3 separate regions of the Mus musculus genome follow, and regions 1 and 3 are each linked to region 2. A link is a contact called in ENCODE POLR2A ChIA-PET data. All regions are on one chromosome and are shown on one strand. The core of a region is the stretch at or near the end of the contact, and the rest is flanking DNA. Distances in the headings are between cores, read along the strand shown.

Region 1 (4,348 bases), core at 212-2,711, 260 kb after region 2:
ATTTTGGAAGTGAAAAGGGGGGGCAGGAGACCAAGAGCTGAAGTCTAGTCTGGGTTTCACAGCAAGTCCAAGGCCACACTGGGCCACAGTAGCTCTCCAAAAAAAGTTTTGCGTGGGAGGGGAGGCGCTGATTTTTGATAAGGAAAAACAACATAGACCGAAGAAGAAAGCGCTGGCCAATTTTCCCTCAAAGTATTCTGGCGCCTTCTACTTGCAGCCAATCAGGAGTCCCTAACCCTCAAGGACCCTGTTCCACAGAGGCAAGCTTGTGTCAAGCGCTGAAGGGCAGTAGACAAGACTTCTTGTCTAGGGGGAGGAAAGTGACATCTTACGCTGACTCGAGATGACAACTAGGCTCCAAGACCAGGGAAGCGCGAGGGGACCGGACCTGGGAGCGAACATGGTCTGTGCAGAGACACTGGGCACCGCCAACAGTGGGGTTGACTGATAGATTCCCCAGAAGAGTAAAACTAGGGTGGCGGAAAAGACAGCTGCAGGTGCAAGGTCATCATGGAGACGTGCCCAGAGCCACCCGATTACTCAACAAGGCCCGGCTTCCTGCAAATCCCGGGGCAAGTGGGAGGCGAGACACAGAGAGGGGCAGCGACTAGTAAAGGTCACACAGCCTCGGCTGCTTCGGTAACTGACAGCACAGACCGAAGTCGGGGGGGGGGGCTCGGGGTGGGAAGGCCGGCCCGAGTCTGCGCGGGCAGTTACGTGCCCGGGTCCACGGCGCCACTCGGGTTCCCTCACCTTCCTCAGCCGCTCCATCAGCACGCTCTTGTTGCCTCCCGTATCCAGGTTCCGCTTTTTCAGCTCCGCCCTCAGGTCGATCACCCGCAGGTCGCTGAGCCGCCGCGTCCCACTCTCCGAGGCGCCCGGACCAAAGGCGGGGTCGCCCGACCCGGTCCCGGGTTCCGCCATCCTCGCTTCCGCGACTTCCCAACTCGCTCCGGAACCCCCTCCACTCGCTGGCACCAGCTGTGGCGGCTCGGAGGTAGTACAAAATGGCGCTGCCGAAGAGGAAAACGCACTCGCTTCCTCCCGCCTCCCTTTGCGGCTGCGCAGGCGCACAGCTCTGACGCACCTCCTAGGTCGCACGCCAAAGCAGTCTCGAGCCTCGCGGGTACAAGTGCACATGCGCAACCGGTCGTAAGCCCCCCCTCCCCCCCCCCCCCCCGGCCCCGTCGCCACCCTCTTTTTAATGCGCACGCGCACCGCCTCGCTACGCTCACTGACCCCCGTTTGCCTCTCGCAGCGTTGCCCGGCTGCGCACGCCACCGCTCTACGGCCAGCGCTCCGACAGTGATGCGCAGGCGCACGACCTGTAGCACGCATGCGTCTTGGTCCGCGGCCAAGCGCGAGCCGGCGAGGCGCGCCTACGTCGTCTCTGCCGCCGCGCACACTGCGCTTGGGTAAAGGCGTCTGAGAGCGTAGGGCTCGCGCCGGCGGCGCCTGCGCAGTGTCGAGGTGCGCCTCCGGGGAGGCTGAAGCGGTTCCCTCTCAGGCGGCGCCATTTTGTGGTAAGAGGGCCGAGATTCAAAAAAATAATAATAATAACAAATCAAAAAAAAAACACACTCACGCAAACCCACTGACCCGGTTCTGTGTGAAGTGGGCGACGGAACCAGGGTCCCTGGAATGGCGGAGACTCTGTCGGGTTTAGGAGACGCGAGTGCGGCGGGCGCGGCGGCCGTGAGCTCCGCGGCGTCAGAGACCGGGACGCGGCGGCTCAGCGACCTGCGGGTGATCGACCTGCGGGCGGAGCTGAAGAAGCGGAACCTCGACTCGAGCGGCAACAAGAGCGTGCTGATGGAGCGGCTGAAGAAGGTGAGGTTCGCGGGGGGGAACCCCATGGTCGCCATGGCGACACCCACCGCCGGGCCCGGAGTGGCCCGTTGGCCTTCGCGCTGGGCGCTAATACTGGGGCTCCGCGGGCGCCGGGTGCAAGGATTCGAATCTCGACGCCCCCAGCGATGCGACCAGAGGGAAATAACACCACGAACGGGTTCGGGGGATCGATGACACCGCGTTCCCTGTACTGCTTAGTCCCAACCCCAAAGGGGGATGAAGGGGACTCGGCCAAGGTCATCCAGTGGGGTCAGCTTGTGGCGGGATTCGATCCCAAGTCCCTTTTCGGCCCCCGAGGCAGAACAGGTGGTTTTTGTTTCTTTTCTTTTCTTTTAATCTGGGAAGACACAGTGACGTTGGGGGCAGGGGTGGTGGAGATGAAACATGAGAAACTCTCAGAGTTCGCAGACAGCCGGAGGATGTAGGTAGCCCAGGGAGACAAAAAACAAAAACAAAGCGGAAAAATAAATTGTTTCTAATTCTTTGCTAGAACTAAGCTAGGGGAAGATACGAGATGGAAGGAAAGAACGTTTTTTTCTGTTGATAAAGGTAAGTCAGATGTGAGTTCAAGGCCAACCTGGGCTGTAGAGGAGTTCCAAACCAACCTGAATATTAGAGTTCAGGGCTAGCTAAGCCTTTTTCAAAGTATAAAGTAGGTCCAAGAGCTACTCATTTGGTAGTGTGCTACTCATTTGGTATTGTGCTTACCTTGCATGCACAAAACCCTAAGTTTTATCCCAAATACTTCCTAAGGCCGGGAGTGGTGGAGGCAGAAGGATCCTAAGTTTGAGGCCATCTTGGGATGCGTGAAAGCCTTTCTGTAAAACATAGTAGGTTTTTGTTTTGTCTCTTTTTTTTTTTAAAAAAAAAGGGGTTGGACACATAGATCAGAGGTAACATGCTTGCCCAATATTGCAGAGGCCCTTGGAACCATCTGCCACACAACTGCTATAACACTCCATTCTGTGTGGTCAGGTGGGAGTCGGAGGATTTAGTTCCAGCCTCAAACTGAGCCCCCTGAGAAAGAGGCTCATTTCTATTGCCTTCCTTTGTGGCCTAGATTCTCTGTCAGGAAGACCTTTAACCTCTTCTGAGTGTCCTCAGATCAAGGCAGTAGTAGCTTGCCTTCAGGGTAGGGTAGGCATTGCTTGGCTTGCAGTCTAGTCCAGGTAAACAAGCTCAGTCTCCACAGGGCCCCCTTTTGGCTTTTGTAGTTGTTTACTCCACCTTAGAAAGCAGACTTTGTTTGTGTTACACCTTGAAAAGCTGTCCCCTCTAGCTTTCAGACATTGTCATCTGCCCAGTCATCCCTTGCACAAGGAACTGGAGATTTAACCCTCCTAGATCCATCCAAAGTCAGTCACCAGTTGCTGTTGAGAGAAGACACTGTGACAAGCAGAGAGGGCAGCAGTGTGAAGGCCTGAGCTCTGTGCCCAGCACCAACAGTAAAGGTCAGGTGGGGTGCCAGCCGCAATCCCAGTGCTCACAGACACAGGACGATCCCTGAGGCTCACTGCCTGACTAGTCCAGTCAAGTCTGTAAGACAAGGTGGATGGTACCTAAGAGAAAGCTGAGGTTGTCTTCTGGCCTCTCATGTACTGTGAACATGTACAGCATATAACATTACTTGCTTGTGAGATGAGGTGTGGAAGTTAGAGGCCAGGGCAGGCACACTACCTACTGAACGTCAGGCACTCTTTTCAGTTGGTTTGGTTTGGTGGCTTTTTGGGGGTTTTGTTTGTTTGTTTTTGGGTTTTTTTTGGTTTGTTGGTTGTGTCATCGTCGTGTCCCCCCCCTCCCCCCCACAGGGTTTCTCTATGTAGCCCTGGCTGTCCTGGAACTCACTCTGTAGACCAGGCTGGCCTTGAACTCAGAAATCCGTCTGCCTCTTTAATCCCTGCTGGGATTAAAAGCATGCGCCATCACTGCCCAGCTTGTTGTTTGTTTTTTAAGGACACTACATCTCTATTGGAATGGGCAAGAAGCTCCCTACACTGGTGTCACCTACAGAACATACAGGGTGTGAAAGGGGGTGGCCAGGGTGATGCTCGGCCTGCTGGTGAGGCACTGTGCAGCCTTGGCAGTACCAAGCTCTCTCAAGACTAGAAGTTGAGGGTTGGCTTTAGGGTGCTGTTCTCATTGTCCTCTTGGGGGTTGCAGAGGGACCCTGGTCTGTGCTTGTCTCCACTCACACCCCTGTATGTTTGTCAGATCAGAGGGTAAGTCTACAGTACTGTCCCTCTGCCTGCTTGTTGTGACCATCTCTGGGTTGGATTTTTAAAGAGGGAGGTGGTGTGGAGGAGCACCTGTTAGAGGGGGTTTACTGAGGTAGCCTGGGAGGGACAGCTCTGTCATTTAGCCCCAAGGGATAAAATGAGATACCTTTCTACAGCTTACCTGGAGTTGTTTGAAAGCTGACTAGCTCCAGAGGAGAGAGAGGACAGGGCTGCTTACAGGTTTGTCTGTGGTCCCCTAATGAAAGCCACAGGAAGCCCCT
Region 2 (4,395 bases), core at 65-2,564:
CGTCTAGCTTGGAATAATTTATGTGTAACCTTGAGAGTTAGTGAATTAGCAACAGACTAGGGGGGTAGAACAAATATCTTGGGTGCACAAAGAACCTGCTCTAAGGAGGGTACTTTCCAGATGTTAGATATTAAAGTAGAAGGATTTCTAGTCTACCCCATAAAACAGGAATGTTGTCACCTCTGCTTGCTCAAGTATAGAAGCCGTAATGGTAGTTTGCAAAGCAGGCTCTGGATAAAAGAGCTTGCAGTGAAGCCTAACAACCCAGATGACAAACTCCAGAGTTGCCCTCTGACCTGTAGAGGTATATACCACACATATATACAAAATAATAAAAATTTAAAATTATAAATGCATATTGATGGGGATGATATCAGACCTTAACTAAATGCTCTTGAGTGCAGGGTGACTGGTGTGGTGATGCTGTTCCCTTCACATCGCACAATGAAGAGATGGAAACAATTGTGTGGAGCAGGGGCTTGGACACCTGTAGCTGGAATTTGGGTGCCCAGGCCTCCAATTTGCAATACGCTGAGCTAGAGAGTAGGACCTAGGACATTTTGAGAAGTAGATAATTGAATCCTCTTCCACTGAGTTATTGCAACGCTTTCCATGGGTACAGCTATCAGTTCAAGGTGGGGGGTGGGGTGGACCAAGTCGCGCACGTTTTAGGGAACTCATGAACGTTTGGGGAGGGCAATATGGAACGCTTTTGAGATCCTCTTACCCTAGTTCGGCCTTTTGCAAAGCTGGGCTCAAATTCTGACTCTAGATCTAGAACTACTGGGTTTCGAACCACTGTCTCCGGACCCAGAGCTGATGTTGTGCAGGAAATCACGTACTCAGCAGCCGCCCGATCACAGGGTGGAGTCTGGAGCAGCAAGACAGCGATTGACATTCAGTCGCAACCATTCGGCACCCAGAGACCGGTACCAAACACCAATCCGCGTTTGTCTCAGTAAAGTCTGAGAACGCGCTTGTCAATCTGCGTGAGCTCGGGGCTATCCTACACCCGACCGCAGCCGGATTGGCTGTGTGCATCTTGACGGGCATGCTTCGTACCCACTGAAAGCTGAGCCGGTCACTAGGCACGTGAGTGGGTGCCGGCACGTCCTCGGGGTTGGACCAATGAAGGGAAGAAATCGAGTGCCTGCTCCCGCCCCAGGTCGCGGAGGGCGGGGCCGCTCGGTGTTGATGAGGGGAGGGGTGGAGCTGTCAGCCGCCACCAATCAGCGTGCGGGCGTGGGCTGAATGCCCAATGGCGGCCGAGTAGGAGCCGTCGCCCCGCCCCTCTGAAGCTTCGCCTCCCCGCCCCGGGCTCTTGCTGAGGGCTCGGCCGCGAGCGAGCGAACCATCGAAGGAGCAAAGAGACCGGGCGAAGCTCGGAGCCCAGTGGCCGGGGCGAGCGAGTGAGGGCCGGCGGGGGCGACGCGAGACGGCCGGGCACGCGCCGCTCAGCCTGCTGTCTGCGGCCCGGGCCGCGCGTTGCGCCAGGTGAGTGAGTGTGCGATCCGTGGCGGCGCTCAGCAGCTTCCAGGCCCCTTTGGGGGGCCGCGCGGCCGCCATGCCTGCCCCCACGCCGCACCTTGGGCCGCCGCGCGCACTCCAGGCCGAGGCTTTGGCTGCGGCCTACTCGGCTCCTCAGGGCGGCGGAGTACGCCGCGCTTTTGTCCGTTCGGGCGAAGCTGCTGTTTGTTGATCGACAAAACGATTGTGTGCCTGGGAAAGGAGGGTGTGTTTTTTTGGGGGTGGGTGGGGGGGGTTGACGATGGGGCCGGACAAAGGCGGGGCGGGGGCGGGGCGCCGCGTCCCCTTTCCAGGGCACAAAAGATGACAGCGTGGGTGGCCCGGTCCAGCCATCCCTTCAACAACCCCAAATCCTTAAAAATAAAAAACCCACTCCAAGTCCCTGCTCCCCGCCGCTTGCATTTTGGTTCCCTTTGGTTTGGAGCTGTCCCCTCCAAACACTCACCCATCATGGCCTTGCAAACTTGACCCCCGCATGTCCAGAATCTGTAAATCACCATATAATCTGCATTTTAAAAATGAAAATAAATAGTACACGTATCTGCTATTGCAATGGCAGCCTTTCCACCTCGCTTCTGTACCCTGGTCTCTTTGCTTTCCAGCTCCCTTCTTTCTGTAAGCCATGAAATGTGCAGTTTTCCGCGTGCACACTAGTCCAGGGCATCCCGGCAGACAGGGAAGCTTGGCAAAGCTGGGGACAGCTGGGGGTGGCTTTCCTACTGCCATATCCTGGGGGGTTTTGGGGGTTCTGTTAGGGGTTTCGGTCAGCCAGCTGAGAGTATAAGGGATTCCAGGTTTGCAGATTTGATGCTGTAACTGGTGCGGTTTGGCCATTACGGTTCGGGCATCGCGGTTCCTTGTCCCATCTGTCTGAAAGGGGGGGGGGCGGGGCGGAGGATGGCATCGCTTTAATAATTAACACCTGGGGAAGTGTCTTGCCGGAGTAGTTGCTAGTTTTTTTCAACTATGGAGAGGATGGATCCGGTATGTTTCAAAAAGCAAAAAGAAAGAGTGTATCTTTCCCTGTAACCAAGTGGGATTTGCTCAGCCTGCAGCCTGGTGCCAGCACCTTCATAGGCGCTGAGGATCTTGGTTGCAGAAGGTTGGGGGGTCCGGGATGTCTCTGTGTCCCATTAGTTGTGTATCTGACAGTCCCCAGGCTGGAGACTGCACTGTTCCCCAAACAGCTCCTGCCTCAAAATGGGTTCATTACGTGGGTCTTCAGGGGCTCCTACCACTACCAGGAAAGGGCTAATCACTCTCTTTAATTCTCCAGTAATTGCTGCCTTCAGAGTCACCAAAAGGGCGTGTCTCCAGACTGGGCCAACCTTTTCTTCCCACCCTGCTCTAGCTGTAGTCAGCTTTCTTCTTCCCTTCCTTTTTTCCCCAAGCCTTGTGGGTGTTCTGTATCTAAACTTGTAGGGTCCCTATGCAAGACTCCAGTCAAACTTTTCATCCTCTCCCTAGGAGGGCAGGAAGCCTGACTGTCATGGGGTGTTTTGATGTTTGGGGTGGAAATGTCCTTGTGCCAGGTGCTCCATGTACCTGTGCATATCCAGGCGCACCTGTGAATGTGTGTGTTCTAAGCTGGGATTGTATAGGTCTGATTGACAAATGATTTTCTAATCCTTTCCTCCCGGGGAGAGGGCTGCTGAGGAGATATCATAGTACACTTTGTATCTGGAGACTCAGTTACAGTCTTGTAGATATTTGTCTGTAGCCTGTAGCCTGTCTCCTTCCCTGCCCCAGGGGCCCCTCTGTTTTCCCTGCCTGCCCAGCCCTTACTTAGACTTTCTGTTCTTGCTTCCCACCTCTGCTGGGCCCCTTCTCACATTGTCCTGGGAGCCCCAGCACTAGGTAGCCATCTGTCCCTGTGCTACCTGACACCTGTGGGGAGTCAACAAGCTGTCAGATCACTCAGGGGCCTGGGGCTCCTTGGGAGTGCTGGGAAGAGGCTGATCTGGCTAGCCCAGTATCCATAAGACAGTGAGGTGCTTGGGTATTCGAGTGCATGCGTGTGTGCTCACGCTTGTGGTGTAGAGGTGTGGGCTGTGATGTACTTCCTGATGGTTGTCTCTGGAACTGGAGGTGGGGTGGAGGGTTCAGGGCCTGGTGGCCTTGGGCTTGTCACTTGCTCCAGAAGCAAGATTTAGAGCCACCAGTCTGCCAAAGCCTCCTGGGAACAGGGGACAGGGAGTAGACTATAGCAGATGGCCTGCCTCTGGAGAGACCTGTCACTGCAGGGCCCATGGGGGGCAGGGACTGGGCTCTGCTCACCATACTTGGAGTTCAGGCTATGGTGGAATCCCAGAGGTCTGGATTGACATCCCTCCCTCAGCAGGTGCCTTTCCTGCTCTGTGCAGCATCCTGACTCCCTCTTTATCTATAGCGTTGGCCTCAGGTGGCCTTGAGGATCAAGAGCTAGGGGCCAGGAGTTTGGATGCTTTCTGCTCTGCACTAGTGTTCCCACTGGCTCAGTTCACTGTGACTTGGTCACCCCTGGGGTGGGCGTTCGTTGTACTAGATGTGCAGCTGGCCCTTACCCACACCTTGCTGGTACCTCACTTTCAGCCCTGTAGCTCCATCTGCCTATGTCCCAGCTACCGCTTCTCACTGCTCCCTTCACTCTGCCTTCAGTGACCAGTGGTTCTGTTTGCTCTTGCACCCCACTATTTCCCCCTATTTCTTTTTTTTTTTTTTTAATTTTTTTTTTTTTAAGATTCATTTATTATATATAAGTACACTGTAGCTGTCTTCAGACACTCCAGAAGAGGGCGTCAGATCGTGTTACAGATGGTTGTGAGCCACCATGTGGTTGCTGGGATTTGAACTCTGGACCTTCGGAAGAACAGTCGGGTGCTCTTACCC
Region 3 (4,807 bases), core at 346-2,845, 350 kb after region 2:
CATTCATGTTCCCAGGAGTTGGAAGCTGAGGCAGGGGGATTACTGAAAACTCCAGACCAGCCTGAGCTATGTAATGACACTCTCTTTCAAAACTAAAAACCAAAAACCAAAACCAAAACCATTGAACCTGGGTATGATGGTGACATATGTTAGCCTAACTTTCTGGCTGTGCCGGCAGGAGGATCAGAAGTACATGGGCACCCTCATCTACAAAGCCATTTCGAGGGCAGTCTGGGCTACATAAAATACTCAAAACTGGGGGTGGGGGGGGAGAAAGAAAGTGTGAGTGAGCTCTTTTTTTTTTTTTTTTTTTTTCGAGACAGGGTTTCTCTGTGTAGCCCTGGCTGTCCTGGAACTCACTCTGTAGACCAGGCTGGCCTCGAACTCAGAGATCTGCCTGCCTCTGCCTCCCAAGTGCTGGGATTAAAGGCATGTGCCACCACGCCCGGCAAGAGTGAGTTCTATATCTGTGGCCCCAGCACTTGGGAAGATGAGGCAGGAGAATTTTGAGTTCAAGACCAGACTGGACTACACTGTGACAGTGTCTCCCTATCTCACAGATCTATAGGAGTATACCCAGATTTAAAATACGTAGTAGCTGCTTTCAGGTGTCTTGTCAGTATGCAAAGGTGAATATAGGTTTGGTTTTCCATTCTCCCTTCCTTTCTTTCTTCCTTACTTCTTCTTCTTCTTCTTCTTCTCTCTCTCTCTCTCTCTCTCTCTCTCTCTCTCTCTCTCTCTCTCTCTCTCTCTTTCTTTCTTTTTTCCAGACAGGGTTTCTCTGTATAGCCCTGGCTGTCCTGGAACTCACTCTGTAGACCAGACTGCCCTCGAACTCAGAAATCCGCCTGCCTCTGCCTCCCGAGTGCTGGGATTAAAGGCGTACGCCACCACGCCTGGCCTGAGTTCTTAGCACCCACATAGTTGGCTTAGACCGGTCACCCACAGTCCAGTTCCAGGATAGCCTTTCCTTTTTTAGCCTTTTGTAGGCACTGCACACACATAGCACTCATACACAAATACATCTTTTCTTATTACTTATTGTTTGTTTGTTTTCAAGACATAGTCTGTGTAGCCCTGGACCAGGCTGCTCTCAAACGGAGATCCTCTTGCGTCTGCCTGAGTGCTGGGATTAAAGGCGTGCGCACCAATGCCAAGTCTAATGCCCAGAGAGGTTAAGAGTCTAGTTTTATTAGGACATCCTGTGTTTGAAATCTAGGGTGACCTCTGACTTTGCCTCTTCCTCAACCACCCCAAATAGCCATAGGAAAGCTGTGTGAAAGGGCCTGGCTTCTGATTCAGGGACATGGGCCACTCCTTCCTGTACGCGGAATCGCTAAAAAGCCTACCTAGGCTCACGCCAGAGAAACAAACAGAGAAAGTGGCGGGATGGCAGTCAGGACAGCAAGCAGCGGCACGTCTCTCCTGCGCATGCGTGGGGCTCGGCCATCCTCCTCCCCCCCCCCCACCTCCTTAACATGCTGCCAATGCTAGGAGCTCAGGACCAATAGCAAACTGGCGCTGCCTGTGCGCATGCGTGCCACGCTAGCCACACCCTCTTCCCTTTGCGGGCGGGAAGAGGCGGGCGGAGAGCCGTTACTGCGCAGGCGCGCGGCCGGAGCTCTAGCGGGTGCGAGCTTCCCTCCTCCTCACACCGGCGCTGGCTTATGGGATGCGCAGGCGCAGAACTCTCCCAGCAGAAAGCCCTCGGAGCCCGGGGGCCGGGCGCGGGGCCTTGTGGGAGGGCTTAAGGAAGTAAAATGGCGGACCTGGCGAACGAAGGTAGGGGAGGCGCCGCCGGGGGCCAGCTGGCGGCAGGCGGGCGCGGGGCGGGAAGTCAAGGGAGCCCCAGAGTCGAAGGGCGAGCGCTTCAGGTTGTGGGAGTTCGGCCTCACCCGGTCTGGGCACCCAGCGGGCCCCCCTACCGTGGAGTCTGGTCCCCGGCCGGGTTCCTCGCGGCAGCCCCGGCTTCTGCCTCCTCCCGACCTCGAGGCTCCTCGGCCGCGCCGCGACCGCCTCCCACCCCCCACCCCCACCCCACGCCTTCCGGCCTCGCAGGCCGCCCGGGGAGCCCAACGGGCCTTGAGACGCGGCTCCGCGGCCTCGAACGAGGCGGGCGAGACCTCCGAGCCTGCTCGCGGGCCCAGCCCGCCACGCTCCCTTCCCCGCTTCCCTCGCCTGGGGCCTGGGCCTCCTTCCCCGGCATAGCCTCAGGCTCAGGTCCGGCTCTCCTTCATCCCGCGAAGGTGCTCGGCCACCCCGACCTGTAGCTTACACCCCGAGGTCTGCTTAAACCCGGACCGGGCGCCCCTATTCCCGCCACAGGGCTCCAGGTCCTTTGAGGTGCACTTGATGCCCCCCATTTAGGCCTGGCCATCTGATCTTGAAACTCCTAACTGCTTCTTCACATCCCGTTTTTATTTTTGACACCGTGAAACCTCCCCTCTGGAGTCGACATCCCATTTAAGGGGTTTGAATATGGTAGGACTACCCAGTTGTTGCAGAACCTGCACGTCTCTTCCTACCAGTCTTCAGAGTCCTTTGGAGTGCAGCTTACATCCCCTGATTTAGGCTTGGCCACCTGATCTGTATTTCCTAATTCAGTGGTTCTCAATCTTCTTAATGCCGTGACCCTTAAATATAGTTCCTCATTGTGGTGACCCCAACCATAAAATTATTTTTGTTACTTCTTCATAACTAGCTTTGCTACTGTTATGAATGGTAATGTAAATGTTTCTGGATTTCCTATTTAGACATTTGCCAAAGGGGTGGCAACCCACAGGTTGAGCACTGATATACTAATTGCTTCCACACCCCCTTTTGCCCCGTGGCCCTGACTCCCTGAGCACTCTGGGATGTAACACTTTCTCAGTCAGCCTGATGCTTGACACCCAGTGGTGGCCCCTTCGGGGCTCCTCCAGGGTTCAGTTTGGGGACTTCAGGGTCTGTTTTTTTTGTTTTTTGTTTTTTAGATTTATTTATTTTTATTTATCTAAGTACACTGGAGCTGTCTTCAGACACATACCAGAAGAGTACATAGGATCCCATTACAGTAGTTGTGAGCCACCATGTGGTTGCTAGGAATTGAACTCAGGACCCCTGAAAGAGCAGTCAGTACTCTTAACTGCTTAGCCATCTCTCTAGCCCCCAGAGGTCTATTTTCAGCCCTGTCCTTTTTCCTTAACAACTACAGTCAGGCTGTTAGCAGGGACGTGGTACTTCACTATGCACTATGCAGTGACATGTAGTCTGAGGCTTCTGTAGAACACCCAGGGACATGGGGTCCTTCAGAGAGTACACTGGGAGGGACTGGGCATTGGGAGGTATTTACACTCCATCCAGGCCTTGAAGGGTAGATGCAGGTAAGTCAGTTACTAGAGGCAGGTCAGGAAGCAGAGCTGTGTGAACCTGCATAGTCTGGGTAAGCCGCCCCGCCCCCCCCCCCCCCTTACCTATTTTACACAAGCCATTGAGGATGGAGGCAGTAGAGGGAGCCAGGGAAGTAGAGATTGATGTGATGTGCTTTGTGGGTTGGTTGGTTTGTTTGTTTGTTTTTCAAGACAGGGTTTCTCTGTGTAGCCCTGGCTGTCCCAGAACTCACTTTGTAGACCAGGCTGACCTTGAACTCAGAAATCTGCCTGCCTCTGCCTCCCAAGTGCTGGGATTGAAGGCGTACACCACTACTGCGTGGCATGGGTGTGTTTTAAACACAGACTCCTTTTAAAAATTAGGGGATTTTAGTTGGTTTGACAGAGTCTCATATAGCCCAGGTTGCTCTCAGGTTCACAGCTCTAGCCTTGAAGTCCTGACCCTGCGGACTCTACCTCCCAAGTGCTGGGATGACTGGAATATACAGAACATGGGGCTCGTGCCATGGAGGTCTCCTTTATAGTGGGTAATATCCTGTGTAGAACAGAATCCCATCCCAGAAAGTCACCCAGACCTCAACCTGTTATGGTTGTCAATGGGAATTTTTCTCTTACCCCAAGACTTTGAAGTGCTTAGGAGTCCTCTTCTGTGCCTGCCTCCACTGCCTCCAAGGAGGCCTCTTTCCCTTCTGCCTCTTTTCATCCAGCACCTTAATCAGAAGCTAGAGTAGCTTCTACACAGACCCTTCCTCCTGACTGCTCTGCTCTGACCTGCCTTCCTCTTCCTTGCTGGGCTCCTGGATGTCCTCTGTCTGGAGTGCCCCCCTCCCTGGTGGTCTGTTCTTAATGATACTTTACTCATGAGGAATTCCCAGACTGCCTGTTTTTTTGGTGGCCACCTTTCCTATCGCCTCTGCCCTGCTTTATTTCTTGACTTCAGCTGTCAGCCAACTAAGCCATGCTCTGCTGGTGCAGAAGCACTGCTAAGGCAGGAGTTTCTCCTTCTCTATCACTAGTAGGCTCCTGCTTTTGGAGCAGTGCTTGATACAGAGGCCATCCAAGAGCTCTTCCATGGAAAAGGAAGGTTTTGTTGGTGGAAGGAGTTTGTTGATCAGGACTGACTGGGAGTGAGAGTACACTTTGCCTTGGAGTACAGTTTGCACGTTGTCACCTGGGGCTCGGTCGTCTTGTGGCGCCCATACATTGTTCACTGTCAATACACACTGCTTGTAAAGTGAAGATGGAGAATGTTTGGTTTTGAAGTTTGTGGCTAGGAAGGTCTGTGCCTGCCTGCTGTCTATCCTCTGACATTACTTCTGTCACAGTCTTCTCAGGAGGTGAAGTGTTTGTGCCTTACATCCATCATTTCTGAATCAGTCATTTTGTGTTTCCAGAATACCCCATCTCTTGAGCATGTTCCTAGCATGGTGTTTGATATC

Evidence for each region. ChIA-PET counts read pairs that join two places held with the same protein, here RNA polymerase II (POLR2A).
Region 1: POLR2A ChIA-PET joins it to region 2 with 21 read pairs in Patski. The contact joins the promoter of Safb here to the promoter of Kdm4b in region 2. POLR2A ChIA-PET finds 5 or more read pairs at or near these places in 3 of 5 experiments (Patski and embryonic stem cell).
Region 3: POLR2A ChIA-PET joins it to region 2 with 17 read pairs in embryonic stem cell. The contact joins the promoter of Ranbp3 here to the promoter of Kdm4b in region 2. POLR2A ChIA-PET finds 5 or more read pairs at or near these places in 3 of 5 experiments (Patski and embryonic stem cell).

What each region holds. Positions count from the first base shown.
Region 1 is chr17:56,583,521-56,587,868 of GRCm38, forward strand. It overlaps Safb (scaffold attachment factor B), which reads left to right and starts at 1,462. Exons shown (of 21, transcript NM_001163300.1): 1 at 1,462-1,830. The coding sequence starts at 1,642. It overlaps Safb2 (scaffold attachment factor B2), which reads right to left and starts at 1,065. Exons shown (of 21, transcript NM_001029979.3): 1 at 754-1,065. The coding sequence starts at 924.
Region 2 is chr17:56,324,736-56,329,130 of GRCm38, forward strand. It overlaps Kdm4b (lysine (K)-specific demethylase 4B), which reads left to right and starts at 1,315. Exons shown (of 23, transcript NM_172132.3): 1 at 1,315-1,494.
Region 3 is chr17:56,671,630-56,676,436 of GRCm38, forward strand. Ranbp3 (RAN binding protein 3) reads left to right here and starts at 1,596. Exons shown (of 17, transcript NM_001252466.1): 1 at 1,596-1,782. The coding sequence starts at 1,761.